Regions from separate parts of the Homo sapiens genome. Here region 2 is linked to region 1. Evidence: chromatin loops called from intact Hi-C (ENCODE). Cell type or tissue: PC-9. All regions are shown on one strand. Links, peaks and the distances in the headings refer to the core of each region. The heading gives the core; the rest is flanking DNA. Region 1 overlaps LOC101927329 (a long non-coding RNA gene). Region 2 overlaps ALDH1A1 (aldehyde dehydrogenase 1 family member A1).

The links. Hi-C counts contacts between places; a loop is a spot of excess contacts. Peaks named below come from ENCODE experiments on the same cell type or tissue, not always from the same donor. Only the 100,000 strongest peaks of a DNase experiment are listed, where the experiment ranks them.
Region 2: it touches region 1 in a loop (31-fold over the local background); 1 of 110 quality-filtered maps calls a loop at or near these places.

What each region holds. Positions count from the first base shown.
Region 1 is chr9:74,157,103-74,167,504 of GRCh38, forward strand. The region is part of intron 4 of LOC101927329 (a long non-coding RNA gene); the gene reads right to left. Among named protein-coding and RNA genes, the nearest start is that of RORB, 340 kb to the right of the region's middle. In PC-9, for the core only: no CTCF peak of the experiment used is centred there; no DNase peak of the experiment used is centred there.
Region 2 is chr9:72,920,633-72,931,034 of GRCh38, forward strand. ALDH1A1 (aldehyde dehydrogenase 1 family member A1) reads right to left here. Exons shown (of 13, transcript NM_000689.5): 3 at 10,247-10,387; 4 at 8,260-8,389; 5 at 6,484-6,545; 6 at 4,852-4,980; 7 at 3,387-3,500. Among named protein-coding and RNA genes, the nearest start is that of ALDH1A1, 27 kb to the right of the region's middle. In PC-9, for the core only: no CTCF peak of the experiment used is centred there; a DNase peak (open chromatin) is centred at 5,039.

The DNA of each region.
Region 1 (10,402 bases), core at 2,468-7,467:
CCTAGCAAATTTTGTAGTCTGAGTAGACTATAAATAATGTGTGATCACAGAAATTCTCAGAGTGAACCTATTGCTTTTTAGTAGAAGTGTGGTGGGTTCGGGGGGAGGCTAAATTTCAAGTCAAATGATTCAGTTCTGCCACCAAGGATTAGTATGACCTTGGAAGAACACCCAGTCTCTCTGAGTTTTAACTTCCTTGGCTATATATTAAGGATTTAAATGATCTCCAAGATATTTCCAAGCACAAATATTTTATGATGTCATTCTCTTGAGTCCTTCTATGATGAGAAAGAGCACTCAAGGTAAAAGTCAGATGACTCCATGAAGATGTTAAAAGCAGAACTACCCTAAGCAAAAAGAAGTCAATCTATGTGATGGGATTTAAGAGGAACACAAGACTGTACCTATGCTTTTGGACCTGCTGTAGTGATTTGCCTCCCTCCTGTATGAAAAAATCCTGCAGCATGGCAGCCTTTCTCTTGGTGTTGACAAGATAGAAGCAGCATTTTTAAGAGACCACTTTGGTTGTAAAGCTTATTTATCAAAGACATTTGTCCTTCTTTTTGATCACTGATATTTATATGCTATCAACTTTTATTTTTTGGTACTCCTTGATTATTCTTTCTAATTATTTAATATACATTCCTATGGGATCTTCCCTGGGTTATTTGTGTTTAACTTGTATTTATGACTTTGCTTTTGAAGGGACATTTGGGTATTTCATGAGGTAGTAATAAATTGTTTTAGAATCTTATTTAACACTTGACAGGGAGGACTTAAGTCTTCATCATAAGTCACTCTTCAATATAATGCATTAATAAATGAGACATAAATATAAGTTGATGGAAAAAATAGATATTTTTTCATAAGTAAATTAACAATCTCTAATAACTTTATTAGCATTAGGTGAGTTGATTAATTTTATCTTATTTAAAAATTTCCCATTTTGAATAGTAAAGTGATATCTATGGTTTAAAAAATGCTATTTGTTTTTCTGTCCTTCTTTTTTTTTTTTTTTTTTTTTGAGACGGAGTCTCGCTCTGTCGCCCAGGCTGGAGTGCAGTGGCGCGATCTCGGCTCACTGCAAGCTCCGCCTCCCGGGTTCACGCCATTCTCCTGCCTCAGCCTCCCGACTAGCTGGGACTACAGGCGCCCGCTACCACGCCCGGCTAATTTTTTGTATTTTTAGTAGAGACGGGGTTTCACCGTGTTAGCCAGGATGGTCTCGATCTCCTGACCTCGTGATCCGCCCGCCTCGGCCTCCCAAAGTGCTAGGATTACAGGCGTGAGCCACCGCGCCCGGCCTCTGTCCTTCTTATATTATGTCATTCCCAGATTATCTTGGTTGGTTGCTCCTTTTCAGACCTCCCCTTCTAATTAGTACAGATTTATGCAGACAACGGAGACAAAGCTGGGCATTGCAATGTTCATTGATAACCTGAGGAGTGAGGACGTGGAGGGAAGAGGCCCAAAAGCAGGAACCACACATCCCAAGATAATGGTGTTTTTAAACATATTTTCTAAAGCAATAGATAACAGCATAAATTGTCAAACCAAATAATGTGTAATTTAATAATGTATAGATATATTAATGTGAATTCTTACAAGGGTATTAAACTTATTTCAGATTTAAAAAATCAGCTAAATTGTTAAAAAAAAGTCAATAATAAAACTAATCTGGAAAGTCTAGAATGCCCTATTCCCATTTCTAAGAGTTAATGAGTGTAGGATTACTAGAGAGATATCAAAATGAGGGTGAGGCTATTCAATGTGTGAAGAGGTTGCCACCACTTATTACCTATAGTTTAGTCTCTCTGTGCCTCAGTTAACACTTTTATGAAATGGAATTAATAATAATATCTAACTTTATAAGGAAATTATAAGATTTGATCAATCCATGTAATGCTTTTAAAATAGTGTCTAGCACATGGATTTATTAAATGCTAGCCAGTATGGTTGCCCTTGTTGTAGTTATACGCATCATTATCATATCAGTAAAGAACTGAAGAACATACTCTCTACTTGAGAAATTTAGTGTATGCTATTTTTATTATGGTCTTAGGAGTAAAAAAGATGACACATTCAAATAGGTTTATTGAGAAGAGTTTGATAGAGGGAAAATTTACAAAGTTAGGTAGAACGTATTTTTAAAAAATCAACAGAAGATGGTAGAGTACCCCACGGCTACCAACATTAGGAAAACTTTGTCAAAAAGGAGCAAGAGGAGGGAGTGGTTACTGGAACCCAGAATATGTATCTATAAAAAAGAACGAGGCAATTGTCTGTCAGGAGCTATGATTTTCAGTAGAGCAATGGAGCTAAGCCTTGACAACCTGACAAGGAGAAATTCAGAGAAGGAAAAACCATGATCCTGCACTTACCCATTCTCCAAATACTTGTAGGTGCTTCTCAACAGCCATATCCAAATGGACCCTAAAGGACAAGTGGGTCCTTTCATGCTGTCTATAAAGATTAGCCTCTTGAGCACAAGGAAAGTGGAGAAGGATAGAAAAACAAATGGGAACTGCCCAGAAGAGCTGACCAGACAAAAGGAAATGAAAGTAAATATCAAGGCCATTTTCAAGGACTTTATTCTTCCTCAGAACATGGATTAAGTCTGGGTAGAAAATAAAACTGTTGACCAGGCATGGTGGTTCATGCCTATAATCACAGCACTTTGGGAGGACAAAAATTAGCTGGGCATGATAGCATGCACCTATAATCCCAGCTACTCAGGAGGCTGAAGTGGGAGGATTGCTTGAGCCCAGGGGCAGGAGGTTCAGCTGCAGTGAACTGCGATTGTGCCACTGCTTTTCAGTGTGGGTGACAGAGCAAGAACCTGTCTCACACACACAAAAAAAAAAAAAAAAAGAAAGAAAGAAAGGGAAGAGAAGGGAGAAAAAAAGAAAAGAAAAATAAGAAAAAAGAAAAGAAAAGAAAACAAAGGAAGACTGATATACCAAGGATGGCTGAGAAAACAGATCCCGAGTTCTTTTCTGCCCCAAAAGTATAAGAAAAAGTCTTTTCTAATAGTATTAAGTAAAATTTTATTAATCGAAAACTTAATCCATTTTAAAGCATATATTCTGGGCAAGGCTTTATATTTACATTCCAAAATTCATCTTTTGAGCATAGTAGTTTATTTCTATTAAAATTTTAATACCTCTGAATGGACAATCTATTTAACCAAGTTTTAATATTTTATATTTCCACATGAAAGAAAAGTTTGAAGTCATGTCAAGGATTAAAAGAGAGGAAAGTGGTATCTGGCCTCAGGAAAGAGCACAAAAAGGTAAGCATAGAAAGTCACCTTGCATACTTCATGGTTTCCATAGGTCAGTTTATTTCTTCTCTCATAAAACAATAAACAAATAAACAAGAACTCTTTAGTAGTTTACATTTACTATAAGTTAGGTAATATATGACATGAAAAAAACAGCGCCATGCCATTGAGTTACTCCCAAGTAGACCAATGGCAGAGCTAGAATAGTCTCTCAAGCAAGAGTTCTGAAGAGCACGGCCCTTACATGTTTGTATTGATACCTTTCTTCTCATTTCTTGAATACAATTTTCTAGAGTATATCTATCATATTTTTTCTAAGACAAACATATGTCTGTGTATCTACAATTTTTTCTGATGCATAAGTTGTTTAGTTATACTTTCATTTGTATTGATAGTCTCTTGTTCCTTTTGGGTTTAGGTTTTTTTTCTTATTCATCTTGCTTTTAATTTACTTAATTTATGTGCATTACTTAATTAATAATATCAACACTTAAGGCTCGGAATCTGTCTCTGAGCCTCTTCATTGGGCAAATCTCAAGAGTATATAAATAGGACATTCATTATTGCAATTTCTAAAGTTGTTGAGCTTTACATTTTTATTTTCAATTAGACAAACATGGATATTTTTATCTTCATAGTAGTTGAATTCTTTTCAAAATGTATTTTTCAACTAGTTGGTAGTTGTATTACATTGTAGTCATAAAATGATATCAATATAATGGCTGTTTTCTAGTGGACATATATCTGGTCCCAGGATTTCTCTAGACTCTTAAAAATTATTGAGAATCATAAAGAGCTTTTATTTGCATGGGTTACTATTTATCAATACTTTCTGGATTAGAAGTTAAAACTCTGATAAATGACTTCAACAAAGTTTCAGGATACAAAATCAATATCGCTAAATCAGTAATATTTCTACATATTAATAATGTTCAAACTGAAAGCAAAATCAAGAACACAACCCAATTGCAATGGCTACGTAGGAATACATCTAACAAAGGAGGTGAAAGAGCTTTATAAGAAAAACTACAAAGCACTGCTGAATGAAATCATAGATGAAACAAGTAAATGGAAAAACATTCCATGCTCATGTATTGGAAGAATCAATATTGTTAAAATGTCCATTCTCCCCAAAGCAATCTACAGATTCAATGCTATTCCTATCAAACTACCAATGTCATTTTTCAAAGAACTAAAAAAAACTAGTCTAAAGTTTGTATCAAACCAAAAAAGAGCCTGAATAACCAAAGCAATTCTAAACCAAAAGAACAAAGCTGGAAACATCACATTACCCAACTTTGAACTATACAGTAAGGCTACAATAACCAAAACAGTATGGTACTGGTACAAAAACAGACATATGGACCAATGGAAAAGAACGGAGAACCCAGAAATAAAGCCACATACCCACAGCCATCTAATTTTTTAACAAAGTGGAAGAAAAAATAAACAATAGGAAAAGGACTCCTTATTCAATAAATAGTGTTGGGATAGCTGGCTAGCCATATGTATAAGAATGAAATAGGACCTCTACCTTTCACCGTATAAAGAAATTAACTCAATATGGATTAAAAATTTAAATATAAAGTCTCAAACTATAAAAATCCTACAAGAAAGCCTAGGAAACACCATTCCAAACATCAGCCTTGAGAAAGAATTTATAACTAAGTCCTCAAAAGCAATTACAACAAAAACAAAAATTAACAAGTGGGACCTAATTAAACTAAAGAACTTCTGCACAGCAAAACAAACTATCGACAAATTAGACAACCTACAGAATGAGAGAAAATATTTTCAAACTACACATCTGACAAAGGTCTAATATCCAGAATCTATAAGGAACTTAAGTAACTGAACAGGCAAAAAACAACCCCACTAATAAATGGGCAAAGTCATGAACAGACACTTCTCAAAAGAAGACATATGAGCAGCCAACAAACATATGAAAAAAACGTTCAACACCACTAATCATCAGAGAGATATCAAAACCACAATGAAATATCATCTCACACTAGTCAGGATGGCTATTATTAAAAAGTCAAAAAAAAAAAAACCCACAAAAGATGTTGGCAAAGCTGTGGAGAAAAATAAACACTTATATACTGTTGTCAGAATGTAAATTAGTTCAGCCCCTGTGGAAATGAGTTTGGAGACTCCTCAAAGAACTTAGAACTACCACTCAACCCACCAATCCCATAACTGAGTATATACACAAAAGAAAACAAACCTTGCTACCAAAAAACACACACACACTCGCACGTTCATTGCAGCACTATTCGCAATAGTAAATACATGAAATCAACCTAGGTGACCATCAATGGTGGATTGGATAAAGAAAATGTGGTACATATACATCATGGAATACTATGAGCAATACTAAGAACAAAGAATGAAATCATCTTCTTTGCAGCAGCATGGATGCAGCTGGAGGCTGTTATCTAAAGCAAATTAACACAGAAAGAAAACCAAATACCACATGTTCTCATTTATGAGTGGAAGCTAAACATTTGGTACTCATGGAGATAAAGATGGCAACAATAGACACAGAAACTACTGGTGGAGTTGGCAAAGGTTGAAAAACTAATTATTGAGTACTATGCTCAGTACCTGGATGACAGGATATCATAGTTCTAGAATGTAGTTCTGGTGTAGGATTGCTAGAGAGATATGAAAATGATGGTTAGGATATTCAAAGTGTGAAGAGGTTGCTGCCATGTACTAGCTATTGCTTCATCGCTCTGTGCCTCAGTTTACCCTTTTATAAAATGGTATTAATAATAATACCTGGGATTCCTGGGCAAGATGGCTGAACAGGAAGAGCTCTGGTCTGCAGCTCCCAGCGAGATCAATGCAGAAGGCAGGTGATTTCTGCATTTCCAACTGAGGTACCCAAATCATATAACTGGGACTGGTTAGACAATGGGTGCAGCCCACAGAGGGCAAGCCAAAGCAGGGTGGGGCATCACCTCACCCAGGAAGCACAAGGGGTCAGGGAACTCCCTCCCCTAGCCAAGGGAAGCCTTGAGGGACTGTGCCATGAGGAATGGTGCATTGTGGCCCAGATACTACGCTTTTCCCATGGTTTTCCTAACTCACAGACAAGGAGATTCCCTTGGGTGACTACACCACAAGGGCCCAGGGTTTCAAGCACAAAAAACTGGGCAGCCATTTGGGTAGACACTGAGCTAGCTGCAGGAGTTTTTTGTTTTTTTTTTTTTTTTTTTTTATTCCAGTGGTGCCTGGAATGCCAGCAAGACAGAACTGTTCAATCCCCTGGAAAGGGGACTGAAGCCAGGAAGCCAAGTGGTCTTGCTCAGCAGATCCCACCCCTACAAAGCCCAGCAAGCTAAGATCCACTGGCTTGAAATTCCTGCTGCCAGCACAGCAGTCTGAAGTCAACCTGGGACGCTAGAGCTTGGTGGGTGGAGGGGCGTCTGCCATAAATGAGGCTTGAGTAGGCGATTTTTCCCACACTGTGTAAACAAAGCCACTGGGAAGTTCGGACTGCATGGAGCCCACCACAGCTCAGCAAAGCCACTGTAGCCAGACTGCCTCTCTAGATTCCTCCTCTCTGGGCAGGGAGTCTCTGAAAGAAAGGCAGTAGCCCCAGTCAGGGGCTTATAGATAAGATTATTTGAAAATTCTTATGTATATGAAACCAACCTATCATATTGCACTTTGGTCTTTTTTCTGCTACTTTTTTTTCAAATGTGAGCCTAATACCAATAAATATTAAAATACAGCTATTTTATTAAAAAAAAATCCCATCTCCTTGGGACAGAGCACCTGGGGGAAGGGGCAACTGTGGGTGCAGTTTCAGCAGACTTAAACTTTCTGGCCTGCCAGCTCTGACGAGAGCAGTGGATCTCCCAGCACAGCACTCAAGCTCTGCTAAGGGGCAAACTGGCTCCTCAAGTGGATCCCTGACCCTCATGCCTCCTGACTGGGAGACATCTCCCAGCAGGGGTCAACAGACATCTCATACAGGAGAGCTCCAGCTGGCATCAGGAGGCTCCCCCTCTGGGACAAAGCTTCCAGAGGACAGAGCAGGCAGCAATCTTTGCTGTTCTGCAGCCTCTGCTGGTGATACCCAGGCAAACAGGGTCTGGAGTGGACCCCCAGCAAACTCCAGCAGAACTGCAGAAGAGGGGCCTGTTAGAAGAAAACTAACAAAGAGAAAGCAATAGCTACAGCATCAACAAAAAGGACCACCATGCAAAACCTCCACCCAAGGGTCATCAACAGTAAAGACCAAAGGTAAATAAATCTACAAAGATGAGGAAAAAACAGCACAAAAAGGCTGAAAATTCCAAAAACCAGAATGCCTCTTCTCCTCCAAAGGATCACAACTCCTTGCCAGAAAAGGAACAAAACTGGACAGAGAATGAGTTTGATGAATTGACAGAAGTAGGCTTCAGAAAGTGGGTAATAACAAACTCCTCTGAGCTAAAGGAGCATATTCTAACCTTATGCAAGGAGGCTAAGAACCTTGATAAAAGGTTAGAGGAATTGCTAACTAGAATAACCAGTTTAGAGAAGAACATAAATGACCCTATGGAGCTGAAAAACATAGCATGAGAACTTTGGGAAGCATATACATGTATCAGTAGCCAAATTGATCCAGTGGAGGAAAGGATATCAGAGATTGAAGATCGATTTAATGAAATAAAGTGTGAAGACAAGATTAGAGAAAAAAAGTATGAAAAGAAATGAACAAAGCCTCCAAGAAATATGGAACTATGTGAAAAGACCAAACCTACATTTGATTGGTGTATCTGAAAGTGACAGGGAGAATGGAATCAAGTTGGAAAACACACTTAAGATATTATCCAGGAGAACTTCCCCAACCTAGAAAGACAGGCCAACATTCAAATTCAGTAAATACAGAGAACACCACAAAAATACTGCTTGAGAAGAGCACCCCCAAGACACATAATTGTCAGATTCACCAAGGTTGAAATGAAGGAAAAAATGTTAAGGGCAATCAGAAAGAAAGGTTGGGTTACCCACAAAGGGAAGCCCATCAGATTAACAGCAGATCTCTCTGCAGAAACCCTACAAGCCAGAAGAGAGTGGGTGCCAATATTCAACATTCTTAAAGAAAAGAATGTTCAACCCAGAATTTCATAGCCAGCCAAACTAAGCTTCATAAGTGAAGGAGAAATAAAATCCTTTACAGACAAGCAAATGCTGAGGGATTTTGTCAACACCAGGCCTGCCTTACACGAGCTCTTGAAGGAAGCACTAAATATGGAAAGGAAAAACTGGTACCAGCCACTGCTGGTACCATCGACAAATCAAAATCTAAAGACTGTAACACTATGAAGAAACTGAATCAACTACCAGGCAAAATAACCAGCTAACATCATAACGACAGGATCAAATTCACACATAAAAATATAAACCTTAAATGTAAATGGGCTAAATGCCTCAATTAAAAGGCACAGACTGGCAAATTGGATAAAGAGTCAAGACCAGGACGGGCGCTGTGGCTCACGCCTGTAATCCCAGCACTTTGGGAGGCCGAGGCAGGTGGATCACGAGATCAGGAGATCGAGACCATTCTGGCTAACATGGTGAAACCCCATCTCTACTAAAAATACAAAAAATTAGCTGGGCATTGTAGCAGGCGCCTGTAGTCCCAGCTACTCAGGAGGCTGAGGCAGGAGAATGGCGTGAACCTGGGAGGCAGAGCTTGCAGTGAGCTGAGATCACGCCACTGCACTCCAGCCTGGGCAACAGAGTGAGACTCTGTCTCCAAAAAAAAAAAAAAAAAAGGAATCAAAACCAATCTGTGTGCTGTATTCAGGAGAACCATCTCATGTGCAAAGACACACATAGGCTCAAAATAAAGAGATGCAGGAAGATTTACCAAGCAAATGGAAAGCAAAAAAAGCAGGAGTTGCAATCCTAGTCTCTGATAAAATAGATTTTAAACCAACAAAGATAAAAAAGACAAAGAAGGGCATTACATAATGGTAAAGTGATCAATTCAACAAGAAGAGCTAACTATCCCAAATATATATGCACCCAATACAGGGGCACCCAGATTGATAAAGCAAGTCCTTAGAGAAATACAAAGCAACTTAGACTCCCACACAATAATAATGGGAGACTTTAACACCCCACTGTCAATCAATATTAGACAGATCAATGAGACAGACAATTAACAAGGATATTCAGGACTTGAAGTCAGCTCTGCACTAAGCAGACCTAATAGACATCTACAGAACTCTACACCCCAAATCAACAGAATATACATTCTAGTCAGCACCACATCGAACTTATTCTAAAATTGATCACTTAAGAAGTAAAAACCTCCTCAGCAGATGCAGAAGAACAGAAATCATAACAAACAGTCTCTCAGACCATAGTGCAATCAAATTAGAACTCAGGATTAAGAAACCCACTCAAAACCGCACAATTACATGGAAACTGAACAACCTGCTCCTGAACGACTACTGGGTAAATAACGAAATAAAGGCAGAAATGAAGATGTCCTTTGAAACCAATGAGAACAAAGACACAACGTACCAGAATCTCCGGGACACATTTAAAGCAGTGTGTAGAGGGAAATTTATAGCACTAAATGCCCACAAGAGAAAGCAGGAAAGATCTAAAATGGACACTCTAACATCACAATTAAAAGAACTAGAAAAGTAAGAGCAAACAAATTCAAAAGCTAGCAGAAGGCAAGAATAAACTAAGATCAGAGCAGAACTGAAGGAGATAGAGACACAAAAAACCCTTCAAAAAATCAATGAATCCAGGAGCTGGTTTTTTGAAAAAAGCAACAAAATTGATAGACTGCTAGCAAGACTAATAAAGAAGAAAAGAGAGAAGAATCAAATAGATGCAATAAAAAATAATAAAGGGGATATCACCACCGATCCCACAGAAATACAAACCACTGTCAGAGAATAGTATAAACACCTCTATGCAAATAAACTAGAAAATCTAGAAGAAATGGATAAATTCCTGGACACATACACCCTCCCAAGAATAAACCAGGAAGAAGTTGAATCTCTGAATAGACCAATAACAGGTTCTGAAATTGAGGCAATAATTAATAGCCTACCAACCAAAAAATGTCCAGGACCAGACAGATTCACAGTCGAA
Region 2 (10,402 bases), core at 2,075-7,074, 1.2 Mb before region 1:
AAGAAAGTCTACACTTTTGCTTAGCACAAGTTTAGATGGCAAATAAAAGGCTTGAGTTTTCCCAAAAGTCTAGCTAAAGTCAAAACAAAGAGACATTAATTTTTGTCTCATGATTTCATTCCCTTATTTGGAGAAAAGTAAACGTTTATCATTTTTCTCAAAGGAGTATGCAATGAAGAAAAGATAAGAACTATTAAGACTATGGCTAAACAGTGTATTCCATGATACTGTGGCATTGCCATGTGGAGCAGAAGTAGCAAATGCCCATGAAAATGGTCTAGCTTATTATGTCTTGCATAATGTGGGTAGAGTTCTATTTTATATGAATCTAATGGGATATTGCGGTGGCTCACGCCTGTAATCCCAGCACTCTGGGAGGCTGAGGCGGGCAGATCATGAGGTCAAGAGATCGAGACCATCCTGGCTAACACGGTGAAACCCCAACTCTACTAAAAGTACAAAAAATTAGCTGGGCGTGGTGGTGGGCGCCTGTAGTCCCAGCTACTCGGGAGGCTGAGGCAGGAGAATGGCATGAACCACGGAGGTGGAGCTTGAGCCAAGATCACGCCACTGCACTCCAGCCTGGGTGACAGTGCACGACTCCTCTCAAAAAAAAAAAAAAAAAAAAATTCTTACCTTGCCTAAAGTGTTGTTAGAATGGAGGGTCTTTGCTACAATGAACACAAAGGATACAGTCTATTGTTTGCCTCTTTCATGACATTTATCAAGTTCCTTAATATCTGCCAAGCAACAAATGTGAAGCTAAAAGAAAATCCAGAAAGAAGTTCCAGGGAGTATGGAACTAAGTTTCAGGAGTTGAAAGTAGGATGGGTTTTGTGGCTCCTAAAATCGTGTTATTCACATTTAATTCTTTTTTTTTTTTTTTTTCATTTTTTTTTTTTTAATTATACTCTAAGTTTTAGGGTACATGTGCACATTGTGCAGGTTAGTTACATATGTATACATGTGCCATGCTGGTGCGCTGCACCCACTAATGTGTCATCTAGCATTAGGTATATCTCCCAATGCTATCCCTCCCCCCTCCCCCGACCCCACCACAGTCCCCAGAGTGTGATATCACATTTAATTCTTTAATACTTATTTAGAATTTCTTACTGTGATGGTTTCTGGAGATAACAATGAATAAGACTGTCTTTGAGGATAATCAGCAAGAGAGAGAGACACATAAGGCAATAGGCATGCACTGTTATTATATGTGGTGGACAATGGGAACTCAGATGGGGTGTTTTAAAATTTAGGCTGCTCTGCTCCTGGGACTGTAGAGGCAAGGAGAAAGCCAGAGAGGGAACGTGTGGGAGCAAGTTTAGAGTAGGTTATGGCCAAGGATGAACTAAAAGCCTGGGGGAATGAAAAGATACATGGAATAATCAGGAAGAGATGGGGCAGAGTGGCAGAGATGGAGAAAAAGAAATATTGGGACAGGAAGCTTTTTTCTCACATTGTGTAAACTAGTGTGCGAAATTAAAAAGTATGGGAGGAAAGAGGAAATATGGCATGTACTGAGCGCTCAGTAGGGTGATAAATGTTTTACTACTCATTAGCTCATTTAATTGTATTCTGTACAACTCAGTAAATTTGATCTCATCTCCATTTTACAAATGAAGAAACTCAAATTTAGTAAGGCTACTTAACTTTTTAAAGACACACTGCTAGGAGGGGTAGAGTCAGAATTTAAACCAAGATATTTTCTAGACTTTTAATCTCCAGGGATTTTTTTAAGTAGGTAAAGTGCTCCCCCAATGTTATAGGGGATCATGGATGAGCGAAGACAAACTGATGCTGAAGATGAGATCAGCAAACAGTAGCTCCTGGTCCAGATGACCTGGAGAAGGAGTAGGCATAGGATCTAGACCAGGGTTGTTCAATCTTTTGGCTTCCCTGGGCTACATGGGAAGAAGAATTGTCTTGGGCCACACAAAAAATACACTAACAGTAAAGATAGCTGATGAGAATGAAAAAAAAATGTGTCGGGCTACATTCAAAGCCATCCCTGGCCATGGGTTGGACAGACCTCAACAGGCACATGGATTCCCTATTGGGGAGGGTCTAGAATTCTAGGCTGAGGAATTTTCACCTTTATTCCTCTGGTATGATTTCAACCTGTGGTGTCACCATTTTTAAATGTATTGCCATATCTTGAACATTCCCACTTGTTCTGTCTACAATAAATCTTGACTGTGGGGTTTGCTTTTCCCTATCTCAATTAGGGAGTTGCAGAATGCAAACTTTTTTTACTCTACGTCTGTGAAAAACAAAGAAGACATATATATATTTATTTACTTCATTTTAAAAAGACCAAGAAAAATAAAGTTTGATTTTCCACCATTTCTTTTTGCTATGTAAATTTGCCTTTATTCTGGAGTAAATAATTAAGATTATAAAATAATCAAATTATGCTCACCACACTATCTGGAATGTCTTTTTTGCTTCTCAACTTCCAGGAAGTTAAAAAAGTAACAATTCCTCAAAACCCAGAGCTAGTTCTAGTACCCATTTGGACATCATCATTCCTTCTTGTGAACCTTTTTTACAGCATTTTGTACATGCCTTAGTACCTTATCACACCCTGCCTGGTCTCTTGTTGTCAGCAGCTTTCTAAGATGGAGTGAAGCTCACTCTTCACTGTCTATACTGTGTACCAATGAATAACATTTTTGCACTGAGCATCTAACAAAGTCACGTAATTTAATAGAATGACTCAATAATTTTTTTTGCATGGTACAGTATGCTTCCACCACTTTCTTTTGCTTAGGATAGAACATCATCAATAAATGGGGATCTATTTTCCCAAACTTCACCTTCTAGTCTGCTCTCCCTCCTGCCCGCCACTTCTCCTTTGTGGTTGGGGTCTTTTTCTTTAACCTTTAGGATGGTCAAGTTCAAGCCAGAGAGGCAGAAAAGTTAGTCTAGGTACCACTGAGGGAAGCTGAGTTTCTGGCTCTCTTTCACAGTGTCCAGGAGAAAGACAACCCCAAATAAGGTGCAAAGGGTGAGACTCTACTATTTAATTTTCATAACCTATAGGATAAAATCATATTCATTCATACAAATCACTATGGCCTAATTTTCTATTATAAATCTTCCTAATAATATGACAAGGTCTCAGCAGCCATATTTCTCGTCAGAGAAAGTAATGAACATACTAAAAATAGTTTACTCTCATTCTGATTTAAAATAGGTGCATCATGTCATTCAAACTACATCTGCTTATATTCTATCCATATGTTTGAAGGCTAAAATAAGTAACAAATCATTAAAAAGAGTTTTTGTTTTAAAATTGTTGGCTCAAAAATAGTTACATAAAACATACTTCATAGCTGGCAATGCAGACATTCTTAACTTTTGCCCTGAGTAAATAATATTACCTCTGTTGATCCTGTGAAGGCTACTTTGTCTATATCCATGTGAGAAGAAATGGCTGCCCCTGCTGTAGGCCCATAACCAGGAACAATATTCACTACTCCAGGAGGAAACCCTGCCTAAAAGATAAAAAGTTTAAAAGTTACAGTATAAGAATTTAATTCAAAAAGGAGGAGAGTAGGGGATTGAGATTGTCTCTTAATGCCAACCTTATGAGATGCTCTAGAAAAAAATAATTCACCCAACTGGCTCTATTCTTTAGTCTTATTATGTCATTTCTAAGCACACATAAGAGAATAACTTCAAGGGTTGCATTATTAAAGGACAATTTCTTGTCAGGGTAAGTCCATACTCTATGAATCATTGCTCCAGTGATGGCTCTTTCAAATTTCATAATGCTAACTCAAAAAGATTGTATGTAAAAAAGTGTTTGGTAAGTTACTTATGTAGAAAGTAAGTAACATGTTTATTATTCCCATCAGCAAAAATAAGAAGCTGAAGGGATCTAACATTTTTTAGTTCCTAGCTGTTGTTGATTGTTGAGGGCATAACTGCTGAGTTGCAAATTCCCATTGGCATTACTTAGTAAATTGTTAAGTAAATACTGTCATCCCATTCATGATTCAACATCACAGGTTGATTTCAATCTTCATTAAAGAATTCAGGTGAAGGCATGGGAACTGAGTTGGGCACATTACAATTTCATGTTATTTGCATCGAAATGTTTCATTTTGACATCTCTTTTCCCTGTTTTTAATTTCAATAAATAATATCTTTAAAAGATAAGTTCAGTTTTGTAACTTTAAGTTTCTAGTGATTAACATTTATTTTTTAAGATTTGGTAAGATGAAGAAAAAAGGACAATGAATTGTTTGCAAGTATATTAACACAATCTAGATAGCTGATGAAAATGTTTTACATGTTCTTTTACTGTTTTTGAACAGGAAGATAAATGCAGAGGAACTCATAATAGAAAACTGAATATAAACATATCCACTCATGAGTAGATTGAAAAGTGTTTGGAAATAATGTGGCCCAATATTACAAACAAGCATATTGGCATAGAGGCCCTTTCAACCTTACATAGATTAGTTTACACAATTTTGCAGAAAACACTAGGCCATCAGTGGCAGGTACAAACCAACTTAATGTTTCAACATTTGAAAGAATGCTACATTAATTTCAACATGAATTTATGTTCATGAGAGTTGGACAAAGAAGCAAAAATGTGATCCCAAGTTGACTGTTTGACACCAAACCTTTGTGTTTGGCTTCCTGTCTGCATTTGGGCAGAGATGAATTTGGGGTGACTGCCAGAAATTGCAGCCAGCCGTCATGCTAAATGTATTCCCCCCACTGGACAGGAGCCATCTGTAAATAATGTACTTTATAGTAGCAACAAATGAGGTCTTCCTATTGTAATTTAGGATTCTTGAGTTCTTGAGCATATTTTGATTTCGGGAGACTTACCTCTTTTATTAAAGATGCCACGTGGAGAGCAGTGAGAGGAGTTTGCTCTGCTGGTTTGACAACCACTGTGTTTCCACAGCTCAGTGCAGGCCCTATCTTCCAAATGAGCATAACCAACGGGAAATTCCACTAGAAAGCAATATGTAACAATAGATTCTTTGTATTGCAAAAGGCATATTTGCTAATCCAACTTCCATATTATACACCCCCTGTAGATGTTATGTAATAATTGCGTAGTTTTGTGAAATCATCTGGCATATTATACTTCATTGCTAAAAGCAACTAGTAAATGCTAAAACGCTCTGAATAAACCAGATATGAGATATGAGAAGGAAATAGGAGAGAACCTCAAAATTTAATCAAGTACTGTTGAGTTCTTTTTCTACCAGGAAAAAAAAAATCACTGCATGGTTTGGCTTATTATGGAGCACACTGTAAGTTATCTAAAAATGTTTAAAAAGGATGATTACTCTCCTTCTCCATAAGTCATTTATTGTAATTATTTACCCAATAATATTATTTAGTAGCTTTTATTTCCAGGAAAAATACCTTGCTAAAGACAAAGATGTCCAGGGTCCAGAGGCCAAGTACTTGGGTTCAAATCTCAGCTCAATCACTGACCAGCCATGTGAACTCACACAGGTTACGTGCTCTCTGTATCTGATTTCATAATCTGTGAGTGCTGATAATAGTCCTCTCTGCCTCAGAAGGCTGTCTTGAGCATTAACCAAGAAAGAGGGCCAGGGGCTCAACACAATGACTGGTCTAGCATAGACAAGTAGTACATATCAGCTATTATCAGTGTTCATAATTATATAGTTTTTATCGATTTATTGGGACTTTTGAATTAATAAGCAATTTCACTAAAATATTGATATGAATATATTTCAATCTCATTGGAGCCAAAGATAAGTCTTGACCATTTCTTCACATAAGGACTTCGCTACCATTTTTTTGTTTGGCCTTTTAAAGCATGTCAGTTAAAATAAAATCATTTAGATAGTGTCCTGTTTGTTGGGCTTAAAAAATCTTCACAATCCTCTTAAAAAGGCTACTTTCCTCTAAGAGTAATATGGAGGATCTGAGCCTCTTATCTAAAGGTAAAATATATTCCATGCAGTGCTTCAAATGCCTCTGGTATTCTTTTTTCCATTTTGATTAAAAAATGTGTGTCATGAGTTGAACACTCTGGGAGCTACTGTTCTGCATGATGAGATGTCTCAATGAGAAAGTGCGTTGGAGAATAGTAGGCCCCACTACATTCCACCAAAATGCTATCCTGCAGATGTGCAGTGGAGAGCACCTTGCCATATACATGTAAAGCTTGGCTCTTATAAAGAGTACATAATACAACTTTTAATAAAACAACCCATAGAGTAAAGGGTTAACATTTATGGATGATGTAGTATTAAAACATTCTCAAGAGATATGCCAGAATATAGATAGGTTTTCGGACTACCTAATTCATATGCAAGAAGTTTAGTCACAGGGAGACCAAGTTCAACAAATCTTACATTTACTCCACATTTAACAAATACATAAGCATCCATCTGTTTTAGAGAAAGCTTCATCATTAGATAGAATAAGAACTCTTCTTTTTAAAATTGAGAATTATATAGGAGAAAAGCTTACAGGAATGATTTGGCCACATACACCAATAGGTTCATGTCTTGTATATGTAAAAAAATTTCCATCTGAAAAATAAAACACACACAATCATATATAAACAAATGTATTTGACATTCACAAAATGGTGGTTGGTGATGTGAGAGAAAGGTGTAGACAATAATTTTAAAAACATATATCTGGCCAGGTGTGGTGGCTCACGCCTGTAATCCCAGCACTTTGGGAGGCCGAGGCAGGCAGATCACGAGGTCAAGAGATCGAGACCATCTATATCTCCAACTATTCCCAAAATGGTAAGTGAAGCCCTAAAATAGTAATTCGAAATGATAGGAACCATAAAATTGAGTTAGGTGAAATCAAAGAGGCAAAATTGGCAAAAATCTGAAAGATAATTAATTCCACCTTTCATCTTCTAGGAGGCCTGATTTGAAAATTATCTTTATTCTCTAAGTGTTATAAAAAAGGGACGAGAAAGGAAGTAGGAGGTCTCTGGCGAAGAGAAGAACCACATTCCAATTTGTTTCTGGTAGCTCAAAGTTCTACCAATAAGAGAATTCTTTTTAAAAGTTATAATATAATTTTTAGAAATAGTAAAATTAAAAACAGTAGAATTAAAAAGAAAATCTCCCTATGAGTAATAAGCCTTTCCTACTGACTTGTTCTAAAATGTATTTTATTTGCCTACCAAACAATAATAGCAAATTCTCTAAATACATGAAGAAAATGACAGGAGTATAAGACATTTATTTTCAATCTAAATTTGACCAATTTATGTGCCCCGAAGTTTAATGTGGTCATCCAGAGAGATACATTATGCTTTACATTCAATTCTGTTCTAGTTCCCACAGAAGCTTCCTGGTTTCAGCAAGGACTCTCTTCATCAAGATCTATTTGTGTTTTAAGTGACTTCTCCCATTTTGTCCCGGAGTAAAGTAGGACAGTTCTAAAGTAGCCACATTTCTTAGTACCACCGAGGTCTTACTCTCCTCTCAACTTTCTGCTATCACTTCTGACCTCCTGCATGCTCCAATTGGATTGGAAGTGCACATCAGGGCCAGTCCTGGAGGGTATTGTATTCCTAAAGTTCATAGGTTTGCCTGAATTAAATTCCACCCATACTGTTTCCTAAATGTGTGTGTTTTCATGTTTCACATGAAATATCTTTAGTATTTCTACTCCATTATGTGCATACCCCACTAAAATAACACATACGTACAGATTCACACACACAAACCCTTAACTTAGGCTGCAAACACAGTCCCATCTTGCTTTGAAGATATTTGAAACGAGTCCGTGTGAACTGGCTTGTTTGATTAGTCTGGTCTAACTACACTGAGTTTGACCAGGCACAGATGACCATAACTGACTTATACTGGAACATGTAAAGAGGCTTAAATAATTACATTACAGAAAGGATATAAATGTCAGTATTGGAATAAAACCCAAATAAATAATTTCAGAGGTCAGCTTTAAAAAGTTTGGGACCTTAGAGAGGCAATTGCCTCAGATCAGTAATTACTGCCAAAGGAATGTTCTTACTTTGACATTTTCTAAAATATCTATAATGTTATCTTCATGATTATGCTGAAACAACTTTAAAAGACCTTTTATGAATTTTAATAGAACTTCTAAGTTGAAAACTGTGTTGTCTCAAAGTCAAGAGGAAAATAATTTTGCCTTATTTGGTTGACATCTTTAAAAGGGAGAGTTTGAAATTATTCAGCTCTATAGTAAACTCCTCGCTCCTATCCTCACCATTAGTGGTTTCTCAAAGATACTTACCAATTGGTATTGTACGGCCCTGGATCTTGTCAGCCCAACCTGCACAGTAGCGCAATGTTTTGATGCAGCCTGCTAAATCATTCAGATATGCATTGGAATAGAGTTTTCCACCATTCATTGACTCCATTGTCTGAAAAACATGTCAAACACCAAATCTAAAATTCCATAAGTTTTAGATTAAAAATATGTAGTAAATATTTTCAGCAATCATGTGCTAGGGAATTTTTGAAATAGAAGAAATCTTGTCATCTTGTCTAACCTCCACTTTTTAAGAGTTAAAATGACTTCCTTTAGGTCAAATAGCAAGATCTGGGCACAAAGGGTAGTGAGATTCTGATTTCTAAACCCCAGTGCTCTTTCTATCTCATTTTGATGTTCTCCTGCTAACCAGCTTTCTAGGAATCGGTCACAATTTGATATACACATAACATCTGAGAATGAAACCTAGTCTTCTAAGTCCTATCAGAATTCCAACAAGGTTTCTCTTATTTTGTAATCAACTGTGGGTGACAACTTAGTGTCAGTGACTATTAATGATGGCTCAGTAATCATTTTTAATTTTTACATTCCATCTGGATATACACAGTCTACTCACACAAACTTAAGTAATGCCTGGATTTTTCATCCATGAATTTCCTTCAGCAGAATTTTAATTAGGAAACTACCAGTGTTGCCATTATTGTCATAATTGCCGTTTTAATGGTCAGGTAAAGTTAAACATTTTCTAGTCATGTGCCCTAACCATTATAAGATGACCTATCTCCCCTTTGGCTTCTCTTCTTAAGCAGGACCTTAAGCTCTTTGAGATCTAATATTCTGCTGGGGTGGTTACCTGGCAGAAATGCACAGGTGATGAACTGTTAAAGCTATTTGTTTCTGTACTACACTCTCTATCATGTCAAAATTTAACCAAATGTGACTTTTGTATGCCTGTACTTTTCTCTCTATAGGATCTTATGCTGACAGGCAGTCAACAAATCAGATAATTGAGAAAAGCCAAGTTTTAGCATTTTCTGCTTTCTTCCTACAGGTCATTTTTATTACTATAGTTTTATTGCACATAGCTGCTCGTTCTGAATTTTTGTGTATTTCAAATTATGTTGAATATTTGAGTAATAAATGGTCCTTTGATTAACCATACTTGCTATTAACCATACATGCTAATGTTGATTTTTTAAAAATGTAGACTTCTTTGTTACTGCCACTTTCAGATTCTAAAGATGAAATTTGCTTGAAACCTGATCTTGGTATTTGTTTATGTTAAATTGGCTTCATCATAATGCCCAATTGAGACAACAGAAACAAGGAAATACCCTCCCCCAACTATATTATGCTCTGACTCATCTAACTGCTAAAACATAAACAAACAAAAATAGTATTCATAAAAACATGATTTTGATAAACCACATTAATAATTGGATTTTTTTTATTTTTTGCCTCTTTCATCTGTAAAAAGAACATCATTTAATTATGACCCTTGTGAACAGACACATTTCAGGAAGAAAAAAAGTAGCCATTTATTAAATATCTTAGCGAGCTAGACTAATGAGAAATAAGATTTATTTTAGAGAAATATTTTGGGCACCCTTAACAAACTTGAGTTTTTCCATCAAAAGAGCTCAGTGGTCAAATGCTTGAATAAACCTAATATATCATTCTAGGAGACTCAAACTTCATGTGATCTTATTGAAACCTCTGAGAAGTTTTAAGGTAAAGAAATTTCTAAAATTTGGTTTAACTTGGGTTTGCTAAAGTTTAGACCGTAGAATCTATTATGGGAGCAGAAATTAACATCATCCAGAATTGAAATGCAGATTACTATTTGAGAATAGTTCAATGTTAAGGGGCCTATTCATTGGGACAAAAAATGTTTTCATTTTGTTTGTAGAGAGCATATAGTGATCCCTAAAATCAAAACAACTTGCCATTTCAAACGCTGAATGCTTTTGAGAGCTCTAGCTACCCATCCAGCTTGGATAATACTCACCGCCAGCAGCAGACGATCTCTTTCGATTAAATCAGCCAACTTGTATAATAGTCGCCCCCTCTCGGAAGCATCCATAGTACGCCACGGGGATCCAATCTGAAAAGCCTGTCTTGCGGCCTTCACTGCCTTGTCAACATCCTCCTGTAAGTCAACAGG